2 separate regions of the Mus musculus genome follow, and region 1 is linked to region 2. Evidence: chromatin loops called from intact Hi-C (ENCODE). Cell type or tissue: left cerebral cortex. All regions are shown on one strand. Each heading gives the region's core, and the rest is flanking DNA. Links, peaks and the distances in the headings are about the cores only.

Evidence for each region. A loop is a pair of places that touch in the nucleus more often than their neighbours do. Peaks named below come from ENCODE experiments on the same cell type or tissue, not always from the same donor. Only the 100,000 strongest peaks of a DNase experiment are listed, where the experiment ranks them.
Region 1: it touches region 2 in a loop (5-fold over the local background); 2 of 42 quality-filtered maps call a loop at or near these places.

What each region holds. Positions count from the first base shown.
Region 1 is chr15:60,306,462-60,311,846 of GRCm38, reverse strand. No RefSeq gene overlaps it. Among named protein-coding and RNA genes, the nearest start is that of Gm41331, 170 kb to the right of the region's middle. In left cerebral cortex, for the core only: no CTCF peak of the experiment used is centred there; DNase peaks (open chromatin) are centred at 1,719, 2,636, 3,561 and 3,774; H3K27ac peaks cover 665 bases.
Region 2 is chr15:60,094,107-60,099,491 of GRCm38, reverse strand. No RefSeq gene overlaps it. Among named protein-coding and RNA genes, the nearest start is that of Gm25875, 12 kb to the right of the region's middle. In left cerebral cortex, for the core only: a CTCF peak has its summit at 2,164 (motif pointing left); DNase peaks (open chromatin) are centred at 2,163 and 3,182.

The DNA of each region.
Region 1 (5,385 bases), core at 244-5,243, 210 kb before region 2:
AGAGAGAGAGAGAGGAGTGGGTAAGCAGCCCCTTTTATAATGAGTCAAGCATACCTGGATACTGCTAGGTAATTGTGGGCAGAGCTTAGACAAAATGCTAACATCCTGAGCTTAGGGTGAACCTAACTTGTCCACACTATCTCTTGGGATATCTCTTCCACTCTCTCCAAACTTTGACACTCCTCACCTGCCATGCTATGTGAAATCTCCCTAAGAGACATTCCGGTTTGACTGAAACCAGAGATACAGATGGAGTTGGAGCTCCCATTTTAAAATTGGACCCATGGCAAACCAGGATGTCTGGTCATTCTCCTGTCCTTCAGTTTGCAGTGAGTCAAATCCACATACTCTGCATCCAGGACTCGAGTGCCCCTTCGTAAGAGACTGATCTGATGCTGCTGGCATTCCAAGGCTAAATACCGGCCCCCGATACCTGGTTGTCCTTGATGAGGAGATAATCAGGGACAAGGGGATCCTCAAGTACACCAAGTGATGCTATGTCACCGTGCTCCCAAGTCAACTGGCCAATAAAAGGGTAAAGCCTGTGATTGGGCAATAGATAGAGGCAAGCAGGTTTTCAGTTACCTAACTGGATGTCGCAGGTAGAGATAGGAAGAAGAAAAGACATGGAGGTGAAGGAGGCCACCATGAGAGGAGATGGGCTATGAGCACGTGGTCGAGAAAAACAGCAGGTAATAAGGGACATTATAGCTGGGAAGTCGTTAGCATAGTTCTAAAGCTATGGCCCAATATAGGCTTATGGCTGGTCAATAAAACACCTGAATTGTGTATCTCTTTTGCAGGCTAACTAGAATGCTTAATTCCTTCCACACCCCTCGATTCCAGTTCATCCACTTCTGCAATGTTCAGTTGAAACCATTTCAAGTTTTCAAATGGCTTTTAATCTTCCTTTATCCCGATTGCCAGCCTCTGCTCCTTCTCTGCTTCTGATGAGGTGATACCAGACAAAGGTTTAATTAATTAGCCACCAAAGCAAGGCGAGGATAGTTACGGACAGCTTTAAAGCTAGCCTAAGGAAATCAGTCGTCAGCATTCAGAAGCCTGTACAGCGGTGTGAAGAATAGGACAACATTTCCTTGGATGCATTTCTGAAACGGCATTTTCCATCTCCCTTGCCCTCCCTTTTAACTTAGAAATAATGTCTGTGTCTCAGCACCGCTTCCAGCCTTGTATTGTTCCAGTGCCTGAAGCTATTTGTACTCCAGCTGCTCCATTGCACTAAACTTTGTTTGCATAGTTCAGTTTTCACGTGAGTCAGCCTCAGGCAAATTTGGTCTCTTCCCTGAATTCTCAGCCCTAACTTCTGAAACTTCTTAGGGTACCATGGAGCCAGCCCCAGCAACTGTGAACAAGGAAACGTGCACATAGAAAAACCCAGAGAATGAAAAAAAAAAAAAAACCAAAAAACCTCACTCCAGCTTTGTAACAGCATGAAGATATTCTGCTAACATTTTTGCAATGTGCTGAAGCAACACATTTGAAAACCTCTCTTCTCCCCATGACCTCTACAACCAGGAATCTTCTCACTGGACCTATACCTTGGAAACCAAGCTCATTCCGAACTTGTATGAAAAATGGAGCTTTATCATACATATGCAAAAGTGGCAGTAGCTTTGGCCAGCACACTGTTAGCAGATGTTTTCCAAGAGAATTGATGGCAACCCAGGACCTTCACAATCTGGCCACAATCTGTTTTTCCAGATGCACCCTCCTACACCCCCATACATGTTAGGCACAGGCTTATGAAATGACTCTCCAAAACCCGCTGTGCCTTTTCATGCCTCCTCTCTTCGTTCACATGCTATTTTTATAGCCTAGAGGACCTAGTACATCACTCTGTTCTTCCTTGTCTGCTAATCAACCACTGAGCCATTTGTTGGCTTGCTTGGGTGGAGGTGGATTCTGATTTCAATGCCCTCCTACAGCCTTTCTGGAATCAATCAAGCAATTATTCATACCTTGATCCCTCAGCATGTTTGGCATGACTGTGTGCATCAGGCCCTTAGGCTACAGAGATTATAGCATTCTGGGTGCATCTGAGAGGCCTTAGAAGCAATAGTGTGGCAATAAACTAAAGTGTTAACACAGGAAACCAAAAGTTCCACATGAAATGCAAGCATTGCTATGTTGAGACTGACAGCTACTCAGGATCTCATGTATAGCAGAAATACATGACAAAATGTCTGTAGTTTGTGTAGGTGCTAGGTATAATGGGAACACAGATACCTGGCAGAGTACACTGGAAATGTACTACTGGGCTACCCAAGGAGAGGTGGAATTCAGCTTTGTTTGGAGTTTTTTGCTTTTTGTTTTCCTTTTAACCCTATGGTTAATTTTATTAGTTGGCACGTTTCTGGCTTTCCACCTCTTTTGCCCATTTTCTCCCAGTAGCTATAGACGTCTCCCATTCCATATCAGTTGGCATGTGCAATCCCTGCCAGATAGACATTGGTCTAGACTAGAGGAGGATGGAAGCACTTCTAAGAATCCTTCCTTGGGATGGCCATCATGAGTACAGGGAGAACTTGGGTTCTGAGTGTGAAAAGGAAAACCCAAAGCATACACCAGTGCTGATGGAATTAAGTACTGTTGCCATGGTAACATGGGCACACAGCAGACAAGAAGGAGCAAGTTCACCTCCCCCAAACTTCTTTCTTTCTCTCACTACACTAGCCCCCCAACCCTGGAGGAACCTAACAGAGAGCCTGTTGGCAAGGAGTCATTTAATTAGCAGAGTTCCAGTTCAGCTTCACAGTGTGACTAATGAAAGACTGGATTTGAACAGAGATGCAATAATCTAGACACAATGACTGCATTGTTTTCCCACTGGTTTCTTGGACGGTTATGCATTATATATGTGTGTGTGTGTATATGTATGTATGTATGTGGATAGATAGATAGATAGATAGATAGATAGATAGATAGATGTTCTGTAGTCTCTGGATATATAAATAAGTATGTCAATAAGGTAATGGGAACCAGTAGGCTGGGAAGGACTTTGGAGGCAACGCGTAGAATTATTCCACATCCTATTCCCAATGTTTTTCTCCACTTTTCATTTCCCTCAGTAGTAGGTCAGTGATCTGATATGTCTAGCAATACAGCTGCTAGCGATTTAGGCAATGTTTCTTGCTATCGATCTTAATCCCAGTATTTGTGAGACAATCTCTCCATCTATTTGCCTTTTCCCATTACATAGTGCTTCTGTATCTACTTCCCCCACAAGACTATGACCATCGAATATCTCAATTTGAGATGTTCTATCTTGTTTTTGTTTGCGCTAGGTTTGCTGTCTAAGTTCACTATGTGTTCACTCATATTCATGATAAAATATTTACTGAGCACATTGTGTATATGAAATTTATGATACCAAGCCAGGCATAACAAAAAATAATCTCAGTTGCTACCCTCAAGACACTCATAGTCTTACAGCAGAAATACATGATAAAATGTTTGCATTTTGTGTAGGTGGTAGGTATAATGGGAACATGGATAGCTGGCAGAGTACACTGGAAATGTACTACTGGCTACCCAGGGAGAGCAAATGAGGATTGCTAATGTAACATGCTTTAGAGACTAGGGGGACCTTCATTAAAGCTGCCAGTGGGAATGAAGATGGAAAGGCTTCTTGGATTTCAACCATAGCTACATAGGAAATTCACCCAGCTGCTCATAAAAACGTAAATACGTAGTTATCTTCAAAAACCTGTGGCAGAACACTGTCTTGGGGTTGAATCAGAGGCATTAGCATTTTTCAAGTGTCCCAGCTTATTCCAGTGTACAGTCTGTAGGTGGCTCAGCTGGTAAAGTGCCTGCCACTTTAGCATGAGGACCTGAATTTGGATGCCCAGCTCACGGGTAAAAAGCCAGGAATGGTAGCATATGCTTGTAATCTCAATAGTCTGAAAGCAATGATGGGTGGATCCCTGGGGCTTGCTAGGCAGCTAGGCTTGAATTACCAGGCACACTGAGGGAACAGAGAAGAGCAGCGAGGAATGACTCTTGGTGTCCCACTGTTTTTCTCCTTAATCCTCAATCCAGGATCCCAGCCTCTGAATATGTTGTTATTAACATTCAGGGTTGGTCTTCCTTCCATGTAAATCTCTTTGGAAATGTTCAGAGTTGTGTCTCCTAGGTAATTCCAAACTCAGTTAAGTTGACAATGGTAACTAATCATCATGACACCATGACAGGAGAAGGGGTTTAGGATTAGCCTCTAATTTCTGGACTTCGTAAGCACAGAAAGAGTACACATTGAGACAACGTTTCGTTCTAGCATTATACACTATTTATTATTTTAAATGTACTATGTAAACACCAGGTACACAATAAATGCTACAGGATGAAGTATACCTCTGATGTCATGCCTACTCAGAGGGGAAGATATTAAGGGGTGCTTTAAATAGATATTTCTACCAGCAAATGCTTCCTGAGGGTTTGATAGAAAACTGGTTGTGGTAGCTGTAAGCCAGCAATCTCCATAGGTGCAGATAATTCATAGAGAATTCAGATCTACTTTTAAAAGCTGCACAGTTTTTACCTACGACTACTACTTATATAGTGTTTTGAAATCCTGACTTGACATCATTAATAGATTTACTAGAAATTTTCTTTTTTTAAAATGACTTTTTATTAGATTTTTTTATTTATATTTCAAATGTTATTTTTTTCCCTATCCTCCCCCCAGAAATTCCCTACCCGACTCCTCCTGCTTCTATGAGGGTGTATCCCTACCCACACATTCACTCCTGCCTCCCTGCCCTAACATTCCCCTACACTGGGACATCAAGCCTTCATGGGACCAAGGGCCACTTCTCCCACTGATGCCCAACAAGGCTGTCCTCTACTACATGTACGGATGGAGCCATGGGTCCCTCCATGTGTACTCCTTGGTTGGTGGTTGAGACCCTGGGAGCTCTGGTTGGTTGATATGGTTGAAATATGTTCAGAGCATCCACCTCTGTATATGTCAGGTTCTGTCAGAGACTCTCAGGAGACAGCTATATCAGGCTCCTGTCAGCATGCACTTCTTAACAGCCACAGTAGTGTCTGAATTCGGTGACTGTATATGGGATGGATCCCCAGGTGGGGCAGTCTCTGGATGGCCTTTCCTTCAGTCTCTGCTCCACACTTTGTCTCCATATTTGCTCGAGTATTTTGTTACCCCTTTGTACTGGCTAGTTTTGTGTCAACTTGACACAGCTGGAGTTATCACAGAGAAAGGAGCTTCAGTTGAGGAAATGCCTCCATGAGATACAACTGTAAGGCATTTTCTCAATTAGTGATCAAGGGGGAAAGACCCCTTGTGGGTGGGACCATCTCAGGGCTGGTAGTCTTGGTTCTATAAGACAGCAGGCTGAGCAA
Region 2 (5,385 bases), core at 219-5,218:
CAAGCTCAACACAAGGTTGAGAAATAGAATGGGGGCAGGTTGTACGGGACTTTTCTTCTTCTCTGGACACAACTGAGTTGACATTACAAACATAAAAGTTAAAACCAATGTTCATGGGAGAAATCTAGGTGAAAATCTCCCTCGCTCACAGCCCATTGCTCATACAATCATGGATGATTTTCTGCATCAATCAGCTGTTTTGCCCTGTCTGAGTGAGCCAAGTCCAGTGACCAGAGACAATATGATAAAAGTCTCAGAGGCATAAAAATAATCAAGAATGGCTAAGTAACATCAGGAATGTTCATCTGAGGCAACTTATTGCTAAATTCAGGTGACTGTACTCCACGCTCCTGATGTCATCTTCCTGAACAAAATACAAGCAGGCATATATTCAAGGAAGTAGTGTTGCACCGATTCTGTTTAGCCCCAAAGACAATGGCAGGCCAAGGCTGAAAGTAACTCACCCTGATATGGATGACCATTAAAATGTGGAAGGACTGGAAGCTGCTGCTTTGCAAACTCCCTATTTCCATAGCCCAAGTTGAGATTTTCTACATCAGAGTTTTCTGTACAGTAGAAACGCCACGGGTCAGGTTGGAAAAGAAGGAACCTTGGAACACCTCCTTGTGCTTTTTTCTTTTTTACACAAGACCCACATTTTTGTGCATCACCTACATTTTCTTAAGAGCCAACTCTCCTATCCAACCATAGGTTAATTCTTAAAATGTGCCCAGCACTAACTCTTCTGTTCACCAGTCCTCATCCATATGGCATTTAGTTTCATACTCTGTTAGATGACAGAACGGAGCCCTCTGAAAATGAGACTTGTCTGGCTTCTTTAATATACATTTGGGCTAATATCTGGTCCCCTAATTAATCTCCCTATGACTGACAGAAACTGATAACAAGCTCATTTGCCCACAGAATTACATGTTTATCAGGGTTCTCTTCAAAACAAAAGGCATCCACAGAGTTTTAGATTTGCATTTCGGTGGAAGCAGAGGACTGTAGTTTTAAAAGGCATTTATTTTTTATGTACATAAATCCAGTAGCAGAAAAGACCTTGGGCTGAATGAAAAGGGTTTCTTGGAGATGCATACACAGAAATGGTCATCCCCTCATTGCTCAAGAAAGAGGACTGTTCAGGAGAAATGCACAAATATATCCTGGGACGAATAGCTCCACTTCTGAAATGAAATGGATCATTCTCCTTGCCTGAGCCTAATGCTTAATGTGGAAGAGATATTAACCTTGGAACCCATGGACCTCTGAGTATCAGGACTCATTCTGCTTCTTGTTTATACACCATGGATATTTCTTCAGGTAATTGAAGCTAGTTGCTCATCAGCCTGAAAAATTACTGGGTGAGGAAAATGCTCTGTGTTATTGTGTAAAGTTATTATGAACTAAAGCACAACTGATACCACACCCCACCCATATGATAATCAGCTGTACATGTCACACACTGAACTCCAAACACTGACCCATAGAAATTTCTATTGCCTCTTCTTCTTTGGTGCCTACTGTAGAACCTGTTGTATAATAGGAACTTGATACATGTTTGCTGAATTGACTTCCATTGAATTGAATAAGTAACTTGCAAGGTCTAAGGAGGTGACAAAAGAATCTACATTTTACACCATCACCATTGCCTTGCTCACAGCTGACATGAGGAATTATGTGGTAAATGGCAAGCAAATGAATAAACAAATTGAAAGACCTGAAGAGATGATTCTTATCATCGCTCAACACACTTTGGAATCGCCTGGAGTATTTAAAAATAAATCTCTGGGACACTGCCCCACAGAATGATTTAAATGTTTTCCCAGGATATTCTAATAATATACAATAAAGGTTGAGAACCAGTGGCTTTGAATAATAGGAAGGTATCTCCCTGCACTAACCCCGTTTTTTTGTTGTTGTTGTTTCCTCTAACCAAATGGGGTTTAATCTTCCTGTGTAGGACAAATTGTCCTGAAAAGCCTGACATGGAAGAGTGATGTTGCTAGTGCTTTTTAAACACCATCAAGAAGTAGTTTCCTGCACTGTTAGCCCTCCACAGCCATCATCACCCTGGCAGACACCTGACCCTGTTTTCCCCATGTAAGTAAACACCCTAGACAAAATCAATCACCATGCGGGTTCTCGGGCTGCCACCTGGTGGCCACTCTGCAGTGACAGATAGTACAGCTTCCTTCAGACAAGCTCTCAGAATATATGCAAAGCCCAGGCATGTCATTTCTGACGTTTTAGAAAAATGAATAATCTCTGAGGAAGAGAATATTCCAAGTGCTGTAGGAATGAGTGGCAGGCTGATGATTTATCTATCCCCAAAGGACGGAAAATGACAATGGTCAGAAAAAGGCAGGGAACTCAAGGACAAAGTACAGATTCTGCAAGATCCATTCCTAAATCTTCAGCTCCTTGAGAAAAATGATATAAGATGCATCACACCGTCCTCAGTGAAATTCCCATATGGGAAGATAGTAGCTAGAGGAGTTGGTTGTCTTGGTCAATGTAGCATGGCACCACCAGGAAAACTGAGGCAGGAAGATTTCTGTGATTTCAAGTCTAGCCTGGGAAGCATAATGAGTTCAAAGCCAACTTAGGCTACATACTAAAGCTCTGTCTCAAGAAGGAGGAGGGAAAGAGGAGGGAGGAGAGGGAAGAGAAGGAAGGGGGGAGGGAAACTGCATAGCAAGCAAGATGTGGTTGGTGGTGTGCACCAATAGTCCCTGCATTGGAGACACTAAGGTAGGAGAATTGTGAATCCGGCTCTGCACTTAAGGCTCGCAAACAAACCAATAAATAACTGGGAAAGAAGTTCGACGCTTAACTTTTTAAACAGGTATCTTCAGAAAATGAGATTTCATTTTTTCAAGACAGGGATTGCATGTGTGCATACAGGAAACAAAACACACATGGATGTGAGCAGGCGCACACCCTTTCTACACACTTCATAATAAGAGGTAATGAGATGATAGTAACCTTATTTCTTCATGAAGAAAATAGGCTGTGATGCTATGAATGTTTTCCTCAGAGACCGAATTAATATCTTCATTTCCAAGTCTTGGCCAAACTGCTGCGATGAATACTTAAGACTCCGTGGAAAAGGAATCTGGATGCTAAATATGAAGTGTGGGTTGCACACTTCACACCAGCCTGCTTTTTCAGGGTTTTAAATGTGTGGAGAGCTGCAAGAACTGTAACTGTGGCCAGACAGACCCTGGCTCGGGTGCTAACTCCACCACCATGAGCTGTGAAATGTTATAGAATCTCCTCCAACTACTCCCAAAGCTCCTGTTTCCTCATCTCCAAGTGTAAATGATAATCTCACCTCCTCAGGATTTTATGCTGTGAATGGAGGAAATTTACTCAGACAAAGGCAGAAACAGATAAATCTGGAATATTAACCGAGTAAATGGGGTTTTCCCTCACCCACATTATAATATTCCCAAAATCATAACTTAGCAACATGTTAACAGGTGGGGCAAAATTGATTTGATTGTACTCCATTTTGAATGCCATGGGTATTAAGACTGTGGTAGAGACAAATTATTCACAACATCATAAGTATGTGGAAAGAATTCACTGAGGAATGGATAAATGGGGAAGCTTGTTGACTGTCCAGTTCAGTCCTGACAATGGATTAAAACTATGTCACAACACAGGTTTAAAAAGTAAATTATTTTACCAACAGCAGCTCTTAATTATTTTTATATTTTTAATTAAAATCTCATAATCTCCCCCTTTTATTTTCTCCTTCCAGTTCCTCTGATGTACTTATCCTTGCTCCCTCTCAAAATGACAGCCTCTTATTTTATTGCTATTGTTACACACACACACACACACACACACACACACACACACACACACACCTAAATCTGTAAGTGCAAACTGGTCTATTTACTGTATGCAATTTGAGGTCTGACCACTTGGATAACCAATTACAAGGTTCCTCCTTGGAGCATACCTGCATTCGGCTATCAAGGACATATGGAAAGAAGAAGTAAATAAATAAAAATAACCTCTGCCTTCTGATTCCTGTCTTGTTCGTAATGAACTAACTACTATTTAGAAAGTCAAGTCAAACACAATAATGGACATCAGGAGCTCTGATACAGTAGAGATGCTCTCAGCCACTACTGGTGGAAGACATGACTTCAGGATCCAGGATTTCAAAACTACCCAAAGCAATCTCCCATCCAGACACTAGACCAGAAAACAAATGTTCTCTAGGAAATATATAAGCTTCCTGGGGGGGATTTTCTTTAAGTTGTTTGTCTGTTTCTGCCTCTGTGCACTAAGCCTGTTTTATTATTATTATCGTTACATTTTGTCTTCCTCCAACAGCCGCTGATTGAAGATGGGAGTGTGGCCATTGGTGTGTTGCCTGTGCTCCAGTGAACAGCCCCATGCCGGCACACATATGACAACATTAATAGGACTTAGTAAGTTATTAATAAAAAGAAAAAGAGGACATGAATCTGAAAAGGGGGCATGTTACCAAGTATACTGAGGAAATTTGAGGGGGGATGTAGGGTGGATAGAATCATACTTCAGTGTACATATGTGTCAAATTCTCCATGAATATTGCTTTAATTTTTTTAAAAAATATATGACTGAGGTCCCTGTTGACAGGACATCATGGAAGCAAGGAGACTAGAAACACAGGAGCAAAACTTACTAGAAGAAACTGTGACCTGTTTTAAGAGTCAAGCCTACCCCAAAATTCTGAAAGGCATTGGCACTAAAAACCCTAAGAGGAAACTCAAGGGAGGAGACATCGCTGCAGCTTATCTAGAGACAGTGGTGTCAGCAGCACAGGGCATGCTCAGTGCCTTAAGCTGCCGTGGAGGAACCTCTGAAAGTGTGCTTTGAGAGGCATGGGAGGACCACAGAATTCCTTAAAACGAAGGGTTTTCTCTGCCTCAACTCTAAACTTCTAGTACTGTTTGCCTAATTTAAGATGGTCCCCAGTATAGGACTGAGTGAGCTGGAGGAACCAGTAACACTACAAGAAGATCTACAGAGTCAACCAACCTGGGTCCAGGGCTCTCACAGAGATGGAGCCACCAACCAAAGAGCATGCAGAGTCTGGACCTTGGTCCCCTACACATTTGCAGCATATGTGCAGTTTGGTCTTCATGTGGGTCCCCTAACCAGTGTAGTGGAGGCTGTCTCTGACTCCATTGCCTGCCACTAGATCCCTTTCCCCTAACTAGACAGCCTGGCTGGGCCTCAGTGAGAAAGGAAAAGTTATGTTTAGTCCTGCTGTGAATGGATGTCTCAGATTGTGGTGCTACCTGGAGGGGGGTCTCCTTCTCTGAGAAGAAAAGGGGGGGGGTAATGGGAGGAGAGATTTTTTTAATTAGATATTTTCTT